2 separate regions of the Homo sapiens genome follow, and region 2 is linked to region 1. Evidence: chromatin contacts called from ENCODE Hi-C or POLR2A ChIA-PET data. All regions are on one chromosome and are shown on one strand. The core of a region is the stretch at or near the end of the contact, and the rest is flanking DNA. Distances in the headings are between cores, read along the strand shown.

The links. Hi-C counts contacts between places; a loop is a spot of excess contacts on that map. ChIA-PET counts read pairs that join two places held with the same protein, here RNA polymerase II (POLR2A). Pooled maps may share reads with other maps.
Region 2: a loop to region 1 is called in a map of B cell, with 4 times the contacts of the local background. The contact joins the enhancer-like site here to the promoter of SLC16A14 in region 1. A Hi-C loop is called at or near these places in 1 of 168 maps with a recorded cell type or tissue (B cell), 2 of 37 single-sample maps with no recorded cell type and 7 of 50 pooled maps. POLR2A ChIA-PET finds 5 or more read pairs at or near these places in 1 of 52 experiments (OCI-LY7).

The regions. Positions count from the first base shown.
Region 1 is chr2:230,064,422-230,072,030 of GRCh38, forward strand. It overlaps SLC16A14 (solute carrier family 16 member 14), which reads right to left and starts at 4,503. Exons shown (of 5, transcript NM_152527.5): 1 at 4,134-4,503. LOC107985995 (a long non-coding RNA gene) reads left to right here and starts at 2,318. Exons shown (of 6, transcript XR_001739918.2): 1 at 2,318-2,356. RefSeq lists enhancers at 3,211-3,981, 4,377-4,496, 4,507-4,566 and silencers at 3,357-3,606, 3,877-4,146.
Region 2 is chr2:230,256,334-230,263,942 of GRCh38, forward strand. All of the region lies in intron 12 of SP140 (SP140 nuclear body protein), which reads left to right. Among named protein-coding and RNA genes, the nearest start is that of SP140, 34 kb to the left of the region's middle. RefSeq lists an enhancer at 1,458-1,527. Within about 2 kb of position 1,603, at least 2 of the 41 ENCODE cell types and tissues checked have a DNase peak (open chromatin) inside an H3K27ac peak, as active enhancers do; they include B cell, where a contact is called at or near this core.

The DNA of each region.
Region 1 (7,609 bases), core at 3,253-5,752:
AGCGCAGTGCAGAGCTGCATTGTCAAAGGGCCAGTGGATGAGCCCAGAGAGGGTTCAGAAGGGATGGTTGGTGAGTGTCTTCCCTCTGCCTCTGTTGTGTGCAGAATCCTGAGGAGCCAGAAACAGGAGAACCAGGCAGCTTGACACAAGGTGTGAATAGCTCATAAAAATGTCATTTTGCTGTCCATGGGAAAATGCTCAGCTATGTTTAATGTGATGAAACAACAATACATGGCATTTTCCTGAAGTTCATTTACAACCAAGGAAGGCTTTGAAGTAATACAAATTTAAAAGTTAGAGTTTTTTAGGCCGGGCGTGGTGGCTTATGCCTGTAATCCCAGCACTTTGGGAGGCCGAGGTAGGCGGATCACCTGAGGTCGGGAGTGTGAGACCAGCCTGACCAACATGGAGAAACCCTGTCTCTACTAAAACTACAAAATTAGCCGGGTGTGGTGGCGCATGCCTGTAATCCCAGCTACTCGGGAGGCTGAAGCAGGAGAATCTCTTGCACCTGGGAAGCAGAGGTTGCAGTGAGCCGAGATCGCACCATTGCACTCCAGCCTGGGCAACAAGAGTGAAACTCCATCTCAAAACAAACAAACAACAACAGGAAAAAGTTATAGTTTTTCAGCCCGTGTGTTGAAATATTAAGCACTTTTCTAAATCAATGATAAGAACTTTATATTCTTACTGAATTATTTATGGGTGAAGAGATGTAGGTGCCAACAAACTGCTCTTGATATTTCCAGTTTGTTCATAAATAAGTGACACTGAATAGCATTTAATGGACAAATTTTATTCATGAGGCACAAGGGTGCATGTAGAATATAGTAAAAAAGTTCTTTTTTTTTTTGAGATGGAGTCTTACTCTGTTGTCCAGGCTGGAGTGCAGTGGCATGATCTCGGCTCATTGCAACCTCTACCTTCCAGGTTTAAGCGATTCTCCTGTCTCAGCCTCCTGAGTAGCTGGGACTTCAGGTGTGCACCACCATGCCAGATAATTTTTGTATTTTTGTAGAGATGGAGTTTCACCATGTTGGTCAGGCGGGTCTGGAACTCCTAACCTCAAGTGATCCACCTGCCTTGGCCTCTCAAAGTGCTGGGATTACAGGCGTGAGCCAGCATGCCTGGCCCAAAAAGTTCTTTTGGATCCTCAGGAGGCCCCTATAGATCTGCTGAGCAATGGAGTCAGTTGTATTTCACACTTAAATCTCTCCAAAAGTAATTACTGTTTTGACTACTCATGGTTAACTTCTAGACCAACTAGTTAATGAAAACAAAAGACAACAGAAAAACAAATGTTTATCCCTCCAACTCCAAGATTGCTTGTAGCATTCATATAATTATATACATGTATAATTATATATGTATTTATATAAGATATAAGAATAATTTTAGTATTATAATCCTACTCCACACCTGGAGAGGGAGAACTTAGAGGGTGTATCTGTACCCCTAGGCTCCATGTCTTTGACCACCATAGGGCCTTCAAGCTCCCTTACATTTTCTACATCCTGACATACATGTAAAATGACGATATGCATGTGGCACCCTGAGGCAGTGAATGTGGGGCTTCTGCTAAGGATTAATATGTAAAATGTGGCAGAACACGGTGGCTCATGCCTGTAATCCCAGCACTTTGGGAGGCTGAGGGGGATGGATCACTTGAGGTCGGGAGTCTGAGACCAGCCTGGCCAACATGGTGAAATCCCTTCTCTGCTAAAAATACAAAAATTAGCCAGTGTGGTGGTGCGCACCTATACTCACAGCTATGCAGGAGGCTGAGGCAGCAGAATTGCTTGAACCTGGGAGATGGAGGTTGCAGTGAGCTGAGATGGTGCCACTGCACTCTAGCCTGGATGATAGAACGAGACTACCTCAAGAAAAAAAAAAAGTAAAAGGTAACCCACTCTAAGCAAGCTTGCTATTGGAAGCTTGACAAAAAATATTAGGGCTTCGTTATGAAGAGGGTGAAATAAGAAAATGGGAAGATTACGGGAGCAATAGTCAGCCTTCCATTCTCCCCAAATGAGTTCATAGACGATGAAAAAGAAATTGTAAATGGGGGGTAACATATATAGGCTATGAAACTGGGTCAGCTACATATTTACGTGATAATAGGCAGAAATGAAAATAACAGATCCTTCTAGGGTGTTTCAGATATTAGAACAAAATTAAATTTTCTACAGCAGCGTAGAAAGTTTTACAAGCAAGTCATTTTTTTTTTTTTTTTGACAGAGTATGGCTTTGTCGCCCAGGCTGGAGTGCACTGGTGAGATCTCGGCTCACTGCAACTTCCGCCTCCCGAGTTCAAGCGATTCTCCTGCCTCAGCCTCCCGAGTAGCTGGGACTACAGGTGTGTGCCACTGCATCTTTAGTATCTTTAGTAGAGAAGGGGTTTCGCCATGTTAGCCAGGCTGGTCTCGAAACTCTGACCTCAGATGATCCACCCGCCTCGGCCTCCCAAAATGCTGGGATTACAGGCATGAGCCACCGCGCTGGGCCAAGTCATTCATTTTTAATTTGGCTATTGTTATTACATTGCATGTGGTGAGCTCATTACACATAAGGAAAGCGGGAAGCACGAAGCTAAAATTGAAATTACAGTCTTCCCCAAAGCTACGCAGAGCGTGGTGGTAGCGGCTCTGCATCCCACGCAGGTGAGTGCGGGCTTCACCTTTAATTCTGCTCTGCAGGCGCTTCCGCGCTCTTCACCTGGTGTGTACAGGGCATTTGGGGCCTTTAGAGGGCGCACTTGCGGCCAGCAGGCTGAAGAGGCTGCCGCGGAGAAGGCTGGGGAGCGGAGCTGAGCTGAGCTGGTGCAGACAGCATAGGAGAAAAACAGAACCGAAAAATTCACACCGAATTAGGAGGACTCAACACATACATGCTTCGCTCTGGGTCAGGGACTGTGCTTGGTGGCTTCTCCTCCAGTCCAATTGGCATGAATGTCCGCATTTTACAGAGGAAGAATCTGAGCCATCAAATGGGAGCAATGAAGCTTAGAAAGGTTAAACTAGCAGGCTGTGGAAACCAAATCGGAACCCAGGCCTGCAGGATCCCAAGCCTGTTTTACCTCCTCCCACCCCCAACACTGCCTCTCTCCCCTCTCTTCTCTCTCTCTCTCTCTCTCTCTCTCTCTCTCTCTCTCACACACACACACACAGCCGCACACGCACGCACATGCAAACAAAGAAGCCAGACAAGGCAAAGGAGAATCTCTCTAAGCCCCAATAATGGCCCTCAGTCATCCTTGTTAATGAGCCCGAATCAACTTTTCCTCAGAAAGAAAATGGCTTAATTGGAAAGCAGAGTTCAGCTCCTAAAACATCGTCATGGCCTTGGCAGCGTTTAGCCCCGAAATGGCCGTCCCCGGTCTCTCACCCCATTTCAGCCTCTCTTGAGGAGCCTCAATCGGAAGCGCTAAGGGGGCCCAGCCTCTGCGCGCCCTGGGTGCGGGATCGTGCCCGCGGGGTCCGGCCTCGCGCCCCACCCTTCGAGCGCCCGCCCCCACCCGCGCTCGGTGCTCCCGCTCCCTTGGCACCCCGAGACCACATCCCCACTTCGGGCACCCCGCATCCCTCGGCGCGTTCGGAAGCCAGCAGCCCACCGGGGAAGCTGGGCCGGCTGCAGCACCACAGCCTGTGCAGAGAGGCATCCGCACCCCGCGAAGTCCCTAGGCGCAGCCCCGGGTCCCCCGCTCTGCGCCTCATCACTGTCCAGTTCGAGTCCCAAACGGGCCTAGAGAGCAGCCGGGCAGCGAGGCTGGGCTCCGGGCAGAACGCGCTTCTCCAGCCGGACGGGGGTGCCCAGGATGACGCTCGCGGGGCCCCGGCCAGCTTGAGCAGCAAGGCGCGCGTCCCCAAGCTCCGCCTGGCGGTCTGCCCTGAACCGCCGGTTACCCTGCCCGCCCGCAGCTCCCAAGCCCCCGCGGCGGCCTTGGCACTACCACCTGCCCCGGCACAGTCTCGCCCTCCACCGCCCGGGCAGCCTTTCCCGAGCCTGCCTTGGGCTGGGGCTGCCCCTTCCCGGGGGTCCCTGGGGGTGCAGCGGCCATCTGAAACCTAGGCTCCGATGCCCCCGGCGTCGCTCCATTCCCCAGGCCCGCGGCGCGCGCGGCCTCGGATACTCACCGCCCGAGGCCCGCTGGGCTGCGGCCTCACTCGGCTCCACGCCCGGATCCTCGAACTTGCTGCTCTGCTTGGAGCCCCCTGAGCTGCTGGGTGTAGAGATTTGTTGCAATGTCGCCTATCATCCTGGAGACGCGGGTGCCTGCGGCTCAGCTCTCCGCCCGGCTCGGTGCGCTCTGTGAGGGGCTCCCGGGCTCTTCCGCCGCTCGCTGCCAGGCCAGGTGAGCGTTTGGTGGAGCTGAAAGCTCGACGCCTCAGTCCAGGTGGCTTTAAAACGGGTGCGTTTGGAGGTGCCCAAACCTAACCTGGGCTTCCTTCCAATCGGAGCAATTTCAAATCTTCATGCTCGTTCATTCCTATACCGGCTAATTCTGGTTTGGCAGGGAAAAAAAATGCAGTCACCTCACATGCACACTCTTGTGGCCGGTTGAAGTTTATAGCTTTGGCTGAGGTTCCGCTAAGGCGCTGCACATTTATCACTGGCGGAAAGGTCCTGAAATCTAATCCAGGATGCAAGTGAGACTAGCAGTAGCCTCCATTTCTCTGAGATGGGAGAGAAGGGATGAAACAGACCCTCACTGAAATATTTTTGGCCAAAGAGGACTCAAAGTCCCTTATTCTCTCTCTTTTAGAGACACGGGTTTCACTATATTGCCAGGCTGGTCTCGAACACTTGGACTCAAGGAATCCTCTGGCCTTGGCCTCCAAAGTGCTGGGATCACAAGCTGAGCCACCGTGACCGGCCAGTCCCTCATTCTTGTTTCCACCCTGGGTCCCACCTCTCCCTGCTCTTTCTGCACGTCCATTACCTACCTTCGTGGGCACCAGGCACAACTTTCATCTCAATACCTCCCTACCTCATTCCCAGCAGGGCACACAACATAGTGCTTTGCCTTGGACAGTTTTCTGTATTATTGAAGTGAATGTGTGAGTCGATGAAGCCTGTGCTGTTTTTTCCCGCCTGAAGGTTTTGCAGTAATTCTCTGCTGCTGTTGTGATAAACTGCCACAGTAATAGCAGAGGAAAACCACACAAATTCACTATTTTACAGTTCTGGAGGTCGGAAGTTTGAAATGGGTCATACTAGGCTGAGATCATGGTGTTGGCCACCTTGAAGGCTGTGTTCCTTCTCGTGGCTGTAGGGGAGAGCCACCAGCTTCTGCAGGCCGCCCACATTCCTTGGCTGGTGGCTCTTCCTCCATCTTCAAAGCCAGCACTGCTGCGTCATTTTGTCTTCTTTCCATACTCACATTGCCTTGTCTCCCCTTTTCTGCCCCCACCCCTGTCCACTTTTAAGGACCCTGGGGATTACATTGAGTCCAATGAGATAATCCAGATAATCTCTCTATTTTAAGGTCAGCTGATTAGCAACCTTAATTCCATCTGCAACCTTAATTCCCCTCTTGCCATGTAAGGTAACAAATTCACATGTTCCAGGGATTAGGATGTGGACATCTTTGGGAGACCATTATTCTGCCTACCACAGATTTCCTTCTTTCTTCTTTTCCTTTTTCTTTTCTTCCTTCTTTTTCGTTTCTTTGAAAAAAAATTCACATGTATTTCACATTGCCTTCCTCGGTCACCCAAGCTGGAGTGCAGTAGCATGATCACAGCTCATTGCAGCCTCAACCTCCTGGGCTCAGGTGATCCTCCCACCTCAGCCTCCTGAGTAGCTGGGACTACAGGCACACGCCACCATGCCTGGCTAATTTTTTTGACTTTTTATAGAGACGGAGTCTCATTATATTGCCCAGACTGGTCTTGACCTTTTGGACTCAAGTGATCTGGCTGCCTCACCCTCCCAAAGTGCTGGGATTACAGGCATGAGCCGCTGCACCCGGCCTATATTGCTATTTCTTATATCAATTCTGTCTCTCTTTTTTTTTTTTTTTTTTTTTGAGATGGAATCTCACTCTGTCACCCAGGCTAGAGTGCAGTGGCAATCTTGGCTCACTACAACATCTGCTTCCCAGGTTCAAGCAATTCTCCTGCCTCAGCATCCCAAGTAGCTGGGGTTATAGGAGCGTGCCACCATGCCCAGCTAATCTTATATCAACTCTTGATTTAAAAATTATTGAGGCTGGGCACAGTGGCTCACGCCTGTAATCCCAGCACTTTGGAAGGCCAAGGCGGGTGGATCACTTGAGGCTAGGAGTTCAAGACCAGCTTGGCCAACATGGTGAAACCCCGTCTCTACTAAAAACACAAAAATTAGCTGGGTGTGGTGGCGCCTGCCTGTAATTCCAGCTGCTTGGGAGGCTGAGGCACGATATTGCTTGAATCTGGGAGGCGAGAATCGCTTGAACCTTGAGCTGAGATCGTGCCTCTGCATTCCAGCCTAGGCAACAGAGTGAGACTCTGTCTCAAAAAAAAAAAAGAAAAAAAAATTTTGAGAAAATTGTGAGAAATTGTGGCCAAGTGAGGGCATTTTGATGAGGTGCTAGGCTTCAGTGGTTTACATATCTTACTTTTGCTGATAAGAACACGGGCAACTGGATGGTTAGTGTTCCCTTGGGCGGTGCCTCTCATATCCACTCATTTCAAGCAGGCTTTTGACAGCAAGATTAGGGTTCCTGACAAGCACTTCAATTGCCGATGATCCATTTTGTTGGAAAAGAAGTCTGTAAGATTTTTAAGTCTGTTTTTTTTTTCTCTGAAAACTTGCCCACTTATGGAGGTATGATGGATCTCATATGAACTGTGCATATTTAGTGTCCAATTTGATGAGTTTCAGCATATGGAGGTAGGATGGATCTCGTATGAACTATGCATATTTAGTGTACAATTCGATGAGTTACAGCACGTCTATGGAACTACCACCTCAATCAAATGACTCCAAAATTTTCCTTGTGCTGCTTTGTAATCCTTGTCCCACCTCCACACACCCAGGCAGTCTTTAATTGGCTCTCTGAGAAGCTTCTACTCTGGACCATGAAGGCTTTTCTGATCAATTATTTTGTCTTCATAAGTTTCACTGCTCTTACCTGTCTGTTGGTCTCTCAGTGACACAGGTGGATTGAGGACAGGCCCAAAGCAAAGAGGACTGTGACCCATAAGTTGGTATGTCTGGGTTAAATAAATAGAAATCCACTATCAGGCCAGGCGCAGTGGCTCATGCCTGTAATCCCAGCACTTTGGGAGTCCGAGGTGGGCGGATCGCCTGAGGTCGGGAGCTTGAGACCAGCCTGGCCAACACGGTGAAAACCCATTTCTACTAAAAATACAAAAATTAGCAGGGCGTAGTGGTGGGTGCCTGTAATCCCAGCTACTCAGGAGGTTGAGGCAGGAGAATTGCTTGAACCCAGGAGACGGAGGTTGAAGTGAGACAAGATAGCGCCATTGCACTCCAGCCTGGGTGACACAGCGACACTCTGTCTCAAAAAAAAAAAAAATCCATCTTCAATTAGAATGTAAAATATAAGCGCTAAACTCTTTTCATGTATCTGAAGTAGAGAAACCTGACATTCTCCCTTGATTTT
Region 2 (7,609 bases), core at 353-2,852, 190 kb after region 1:
TATGCAGCCATAAAAAATGATGAGTCCATGTCCTTTGTAGGGACATGGATGAAGCTGGAAACCATCATTCTCAGCAAACTATCACAAGGACAAAAAACCAAACACTGCATGTTCTCACTCATAGGTGGGAATTGAACAATGAGAACACTTGGACACAAGAAGGGGGATATCACACACCAGGGCCTATTGTGGGGTGGGGGAGGGGGGAGGGATAGCATTAGGAGATATACCTAACGTAAATGATGAGTTAATGGGTGCAGCACACCAACACAGCACATGTATACATATGTAACAAACCTGCACGTTGTGCACATGTACCCTAAAACTTAAAGTATAATAAAAAAAATTTCTATTCTCACTCCCTCTATGGAAATAAAAAAGGGTATCATTCCTCTGCTGGTAGATACTTTTTTATGATTTTTTCACAAACTTGACAAAGCCTTCAGTGTAATGGTATTCTACCATCTAATTGGCAGAACTTAGATCAACTATTTGTGAGACTAAATGGTATTTTTGACCAGTACTTTCCATTATGTCATTGGATCATGCAGTGGTTTTTCAGAGTACTCTGATAGGTGTTATAATTTTACTCACAAAAACCTCAAGACTTAGATAGGGAAGGTGCTGTTATTGCTGTTTTAAGGAGCCAGAAACACAGAAATGCATGTGACACGGGTGTTTGATAAGACCCAAGAAAAAAGAAAGAGCAGAGACCAGTGTCCTGGATGACTCCTTACAGGCTTTCAGTTCTATGAGGTGGGCATGGGTTGGGGTGGGGTCTCATAGTCTGAGTCCAATGTGGATGCCCAAAGGGTTTTTAGGAATCCAAGAGACTCTACCAGGGTTCAATGGAAAGAGACTTTTATCTAACAAATAAAGAAAGATTAGGGAGAGATAAGGAAACATTATCAAGAGTTGGAAAATACTTGAATGTAATCTACGATACGAGATAGGAGATATCCAGAAAAATAGAGCCAGAAAAGAGAAACAGAGAGGCAATATGAAAAGTATATGTAGCACATCACTGAAGGAGGAAGAGACAGTAAGGGAGAGGAGATGTTAAGAAGAGAAAGTCCAGAAAGCCGAAAAGAACCATAGATGCCGTCATAGAGTAATAAAAAGATATCACTAGTAGAAGGGGCTATCACTTAGGCTGGGTGCAGTGGGTCACCCCTGTAATCCCAGCAATTTGGGAGGCCAAGGCAGGTGGATCACTTGAGGTCAGGAGTTCAAGGCCAGCCGGGCCAACATGGCAAAACCCCATCTCTACTAAAAATACAAAAATTAGCTGGTTGTGGTCGAGCACACCTGTAGTCCCAGCTACTCGGGAGGCTGAAACAAGAGAGTTGCTTGAACCCGGGATGTGGAGGTTGCAGTCAGCTGAGATCACATCACTGCACTCCAGCCTGGTGACAGAGCAAGATTCCATCTCAGAAGAAAAAAAGAAAAAATAAGGGGCCACCACTTAATATCAAACGAAAGGCTGAATTTATTGTTCAGTTAAGGGATAGTTGTGCTTGTGGGTCAGTTTCTCTGAACAGAGAACGTTTGTGGAAGTGTGGATCTCGGTGACTGGCGGCCTTCAAAAGTGAGATTTGTTAGTGGTTAGCTGACCTTTAGTGAAAGCAGGGTCACTGGAGTGTGGCTGTTACTGACTGTCTGACTTTCAGAAGCATGGGGAAGTCAATGGTTGGCTGGCTTTCAGAGGCCTGTGTACTGGCCAGAAGCTATTGTTGATTAATTGGGATGATTCTGGTTGTTATTGACCATATGGCCAAACAATAATGAGTTTTCCTAGAAGTGTAGCAACTTTCAATTATCAGTTTCCCCTTTAGGAAATCTCTCATCTAAAGCTGCAGGAGGCACCATCAAGTATTTTCCCCATCCAAGATGTCTTTTCTGGAAGAGGACCCTGGAAACAAAATCCTAGGATTCCCCTTCACTGAGTAGGAGTTATAGAGTTGCTAGATTGAGAGTGTTATCCTTGCAAAGGATGACATAAGAAAAAGTAATGATGTTTTACAATACGTTAATGGAATGGCAGACAACTGTTGAAAGTTTTTAATTAGCAGCAGAATTGTGCTGCTTGCAATACTATCCTATTTATTCCCTTTTGCTCCAAGAATACTCACCAGCCACCCTTGTGGCTGCAGCGTTTATCCCAAGTAAATTTGCCATGAAATATCTTGCTTTTATTATTATTTTCACATCACTCTAATATATTGACTTTGGAAACAAAAGACATTCTTCTAATTATAGCATTCTGGTTTTAGTAGTGGTATTTCCATTTACAAAATACAGTAATTGTTGATCACTGAAAATGTCAAATCCTGGAAAACGTGGCTTTCCCACATGTGCTGTTAACATTGTTACTGAACAATTGTTGGCCGAAGATTCATTTGATGAATCATATATTTTTAAAATAGATGATTCTGATATGGTTCTGTTTAGAAATAACTCCAAGAACAGTTTATATATTTTATTTTCACATTGAAAATCAATCATGTTTGCTTCAGCCTCAAAGAATGTGTTTACGTAAAATTAAATGAGTGCAGCAAGCTGCACTTTTTTTTTTTTCTAAACGGGAACAGAGTTAAAGTTGATCCAAGTACAAAATCTCCAGAACCATGGACTAATGCAGTCACCTGCAATTGCTTTGAGGCAACTAGGATGAGATGTGGCTACTAGCAATGGCTCTTTGATGTCTGTCACGTTTTGAAGTGATACCCCTAGAGCATGGCCTGTTTGTTTATTTATTTATTTATTTATTTTTATTTTTCCGTAAGTTATTGGGGTACAGGTTGTATCTGGTTACATGGGTAAGTTCTTTAGTGGTGATTTGTGAGATTTTGGTGCACCCATCACCTGAGCAGTATACGCTGCACCATATTTGTAGTCTTCTATCCCTCGCACCCCTCCCACTCTTCCCTCCAAGTCCCCAAAGTCCATTGCATCATTCTTACACCTTTGCGTCCTCATAGCTTAGCTCCCACGTATCAGTGAGAACATACAGTGTTTGGTTTTCCTTTCCTGAGTTACTTCACTTAGGATGATAGTCTCCAAGCCGGGCACGGTGGCTCACGCCTGTAGTCCCAGCACTTTGGGAGGCTGAGATGGATGGATCACCTGAGGTCAGGAGTTTGAGACCAACCTGGCCAACATGGCAAAACCCCGCCTCCGCTAAAAAAAAAAAAATACAAAAATTAGTCAGGCATGGTAGTGTGTGCCTGTAATCCCAGCTACTAGCAGGGGCTGAGGCAGGAGAATTGCTTGAACCCGGGAGGTGGAGGTGGTAATGAGCTGAGATCACACCACTGCACTCCAGCCTGGGTGACAGAACGAGACTCCATCTCAAAAAAAAAAATAGTCTCCAATCTCATCCAGGTCACTGCAAATGCTGTTAATTCATTCCTTTTTATGGCTGCGTAGTATTCCATCATATATATATATATATATATATATACCACATACATACATATATACCACAGTTTCTTTATCCACTTGTTAATTGGTGGGCATTTGGGTTGGTTCCACAATTTTGCAATTGTGAATTGTACTGCTATAAACATGCATGTGCAAGTATCTTTTTCGAATAATGACTTCTTTTCCTCTGGATAGATACCCAGTAGTGGGATTGCTGGATCAAATGGTAGTTCTATTTTTAGTTCTTTAAGGAATCTCTACACTGTTTTCCATAGCAGCTGTACTAGTTTACATTCCCATCAGCAGTGTAGAAGTGTTCCCTATTCACTGCATCCATGCCAGCATCTACTGTTTTTGATTTTTTGATTATGGCCATTCTTAAGGAGTGAGGTGGTATCGCATTGTGGTTTTGATTTGCATTTCCCTGATCATTGGTGATGTTGAGCAATTTTTTCATATGTTCATTGGCCATTTGTATATCTTCTTTTACGAACTGTCTATTCATGTCCTTAGCCCACTTTTTGATGGGATTGTTTGTTTTTTTCTTACTGATTTGTTTAAGTTCATTGTAGATTATGGATATTAGTCTTTTGTCAGATGTATAGATTGTGAAGATTTTCTCCCACTCTGTGGGTTGTCTGTTTACTCTGCTGACTGTTCCTTTTGCTGTGCAAAAGCTCTTAGGTTTAATTAAGTCCCAGCTATTTATCTTTGTTTTTCTTTCATTTGCTTTTGGGTTCTTGGTCATGAAGGCCTTGCCTAAGCCAATGTTTAGAAGGGTTTTTCTGATGTTATCTTCCAGAATTTTTATAGTTTCAGGCCTTAGATTTAAGTCCTTGATCCATCTTGAGTTGATTTTTGTATAAGGTGAGAGATGAGGATCCAGTTTCATTCTCCTACATGTGGCTTGCCAATTATCCCAGCACCATTTGTTGAATAGGGTGTCCTTTCCCCACTTTATGGTTTGTTTGCTTTGTCAAAGATCAGTTGGCTGTAAGTATTTGGGTTTACTTCTGGGTTCTCTGTTCTGTTTCATTGGTCTACGTCTATTTTTGTACCAGTACCACTCTGTTTTGGTGACTATGGCCTTATAGTATAGTTTGAAATCATGTCGTGTGATGCCTCCAGATTTGTTCTTTTTGCTTAGTCTTGCTTTGGCTTTGTGGGCTCCTTTTTGGTTCCATATGAATTTTAGAGGTGTTTTTTCTAATTCTGTGAAGAAGATGGTGGTATTTTGATGGGGATTGCATTGAATTTGTGATTGCTTTTGGCGGTATGATCATTTTCACAATATTGATTCTACCCATCCATGAAGCATGGGATGTATTTTCATTTGTTCAGGTTGTCTATGATTTCTTTCAGCAATGTTTTGTAGTTTTCCTTGTAGAGGTCTTTCGACTCCCTGGTTAGGTATATTCCTAAGTTTTTGTTGTTGTTGTTGTTGTTGTTTTGCAGCTATTGTAAAAGGGGTTGAGTTCTTGATTTGATTCTCTGCTTGGTCACTGTTGGTATATAGAAAAGCTACTGATTTGTGTACATTAATCGTGTATCCAGAAAGTTTGCTGAATTCTTTTATCAGTTCTAGGAGCTTTCTGGGGGAGTCCTTAGGGTTTTCAAGGTATACAGTCATATCATCAGCAAACAGTGAGAATTTGACTTCCTATTTACCAATTTGGATGCTCTTTATTTCTTTCTCTTGTCTGATTGCTCTGGCTAGGACTTCCAGTACTATGTTGAAGAGGAGTGGCGAGAGTGGGCATCCTTGTCTTGTTTCAGTTCTCAGAGGGAAAGCTTTCAACATTTCCCCATTCAGTATTATGTTGGCTATGGGTTTGTCATAGGTGGCTTTTATTACCTTAAGGTATGTCTCTTGTATGCTGATTTTGCTGAGAGTTTTAATCATAAGGAGATGCTGGATTTTGTTGAATGCTTTTTCTGCATCTATTGAAATGATCATGTGATTTTTGTTTTTAATTCTGTTTATGTGGTGTATCATATTTATTGACTTGCATATGTTAAGCCATCCCTGCATCCCTGGTATGAAACCTACTTCATCGTCGTGGATTATCTTTTTGATATGTTGTTGGATTCAGTTGGCAAGTATTTTGTTAAGGATTTTAGCATCTATGTTCATCAAGGATACCAGTCTGTAGTTTTCTTTTTTGGCTATGTCCTTTCCTGGTGTTGGTATTAGGGTGATGCTGGCTTCACAGAATGAATTAGGGAGGGTTCCTTCTTTCTCTATCTTGTGGAATAGTGTCAAAAGGATTGGTACCAATTCTTTGACTGTCTGGTAGCATTCTGCTGTGAATCCGTCTGATCCTGAACTTTTTTTTGTTGGTAATGTTTAAATTACCATTTCAGTCTTGCTGCTTGTTACTGGTCTGTTCAAGGTATCTAATTCTTCCTGATTTACACTAGGAGGGTTGTATTTTTGCAGGAATTTATCCATCTCTTCTATGTTTTCTAGTTTATGTACATAAAGGTATTCATAGTAACCTTGAATGATCTTTTGTATTTCACTGGTGTCAGTTGTAGTATTTCCTGTTTCATTTCTCAGTGACGTTATTCGGGTTTTCTCTCCTCTTGGTTAATCTTGCCAATGGTCTATCCATTTTATTTACCTTTTCGAAGAACCAGCTTTTGTTTCATTTATCGTTTGTATTTTTTTTATTTCAATTTCATTTAGTTCTGCTCTGATCTTTGTTATTTCCTTTCTTCTGCTGGGTTTGGGTTTGGTTTTGGTTTGTTCTTGTTTCTCTAGTTCCTTCAGATGTGACCTTAGATTGTCAGTTTGTGCTCTTTCAGTCTTTCTGATGTAGGTGTTCAGGGCCATGAACTTTCCTCTTAGCACCGCCTTTGCTCTATCCCAGAGGTTTTGATTGTCATTCAGTTTGAAGAATTACTGTCATTCAGCTTGAATAATTTTTTAATTTCCATCTTGATTTCGTTTTTGACCCAATGCTCATTCAGGAGCAGGTTATTTAATTTTCATGTATTTGCATGGTTTTGGAGGTGCCTTTTGGAGTTGATTTCCAGTCTTATTCTACTGTGGTCTGAGAGAGTGCTTGATATAATTCCAATTTTCTTAAATTTATTGAGGCTCGTTTTATGGCCTATCATATGGTCTATCTTGGAGAAAGTTCCATGCACTGTTAAATAGAATGTATATTCTGTGGTTGTTGGATGAAATGTTCTATATATATCTGTTAAATCCATTTGTTCCAAGGTATAGTTTAAACCCATTGTTTCATTGTTGACTTTCTTTCTTGATGACCTGTCTAGTGCTGTCAGTGGAGTATTGAAGTTCTCCACTATTATTGTGTTGCTGTCTATCTCATTTCTTAGGTCTATTAGTAATTATTTTATAAATTTGGGAGCCCCAATGTTAGGTGCATATATGTTTAGAATTGTCGTATTTTCCTGTTGGACAAGGCTTTTTACCGTTGTATAATGTCCCTCTGTGTCTCTTTTAACTGCTGTTGCCTTAAAGTTTGTTTTGTCTAATATAAGAATAGCTACCCCTGCTTGCTTTTGGTGTCCTTTTGCAAGAAATGCCTGTTTCCACCCCTTTACTTTAAGTTTATGCGAGTCCTTATGTGCTAGGTGAGTCTCCTGAAGGCAGCAGATGGTTGGTGAGTTCTTATCGGTTCTGTGGTTCTGTATCTTTTAAGTGGAGCATTTAGGCCATTTACATTCAATGTTAGTATTAAAATGTGAGGTACCATTGCATTCATTGTGCTTTTTGTTGCCTGTGTACTTTTTGTTTTTATTTTTTAACTTGTATTTTATTTTTGTTTTATAGGTCCTGTGTGATTTATGCTTTAAAGAGGTTCCGTTTTGATGTGTTTCTAGGATTTGTTTCAATATTGAGAGCTCCTTTTAGCAGTTCTTGTAGTGGTGGCTTGGTAATGGCGAATTCTCTCAGCATTTGTTTGTCTGAAAAAGACTGTATCTTTCCTTCGTATATGATGCTTAGTTTTGCTGGATACAGAAGTCTTGTCTGATAATTGTTTTGTTTGAAGAGGCTGAAGATAGGGCCCCAGTCCCTCCTGTCTTATATGGTTTCTGCCAAGAAATCTGCTGTTAATCTGATAGGTTCTCCTTTGGAGGTTACCTGGTGCTTCTGTCTCACAGCTCTAAAGATTCTTTCCTTCGTCTTAAATTTGGTTAACCTGATGACAAT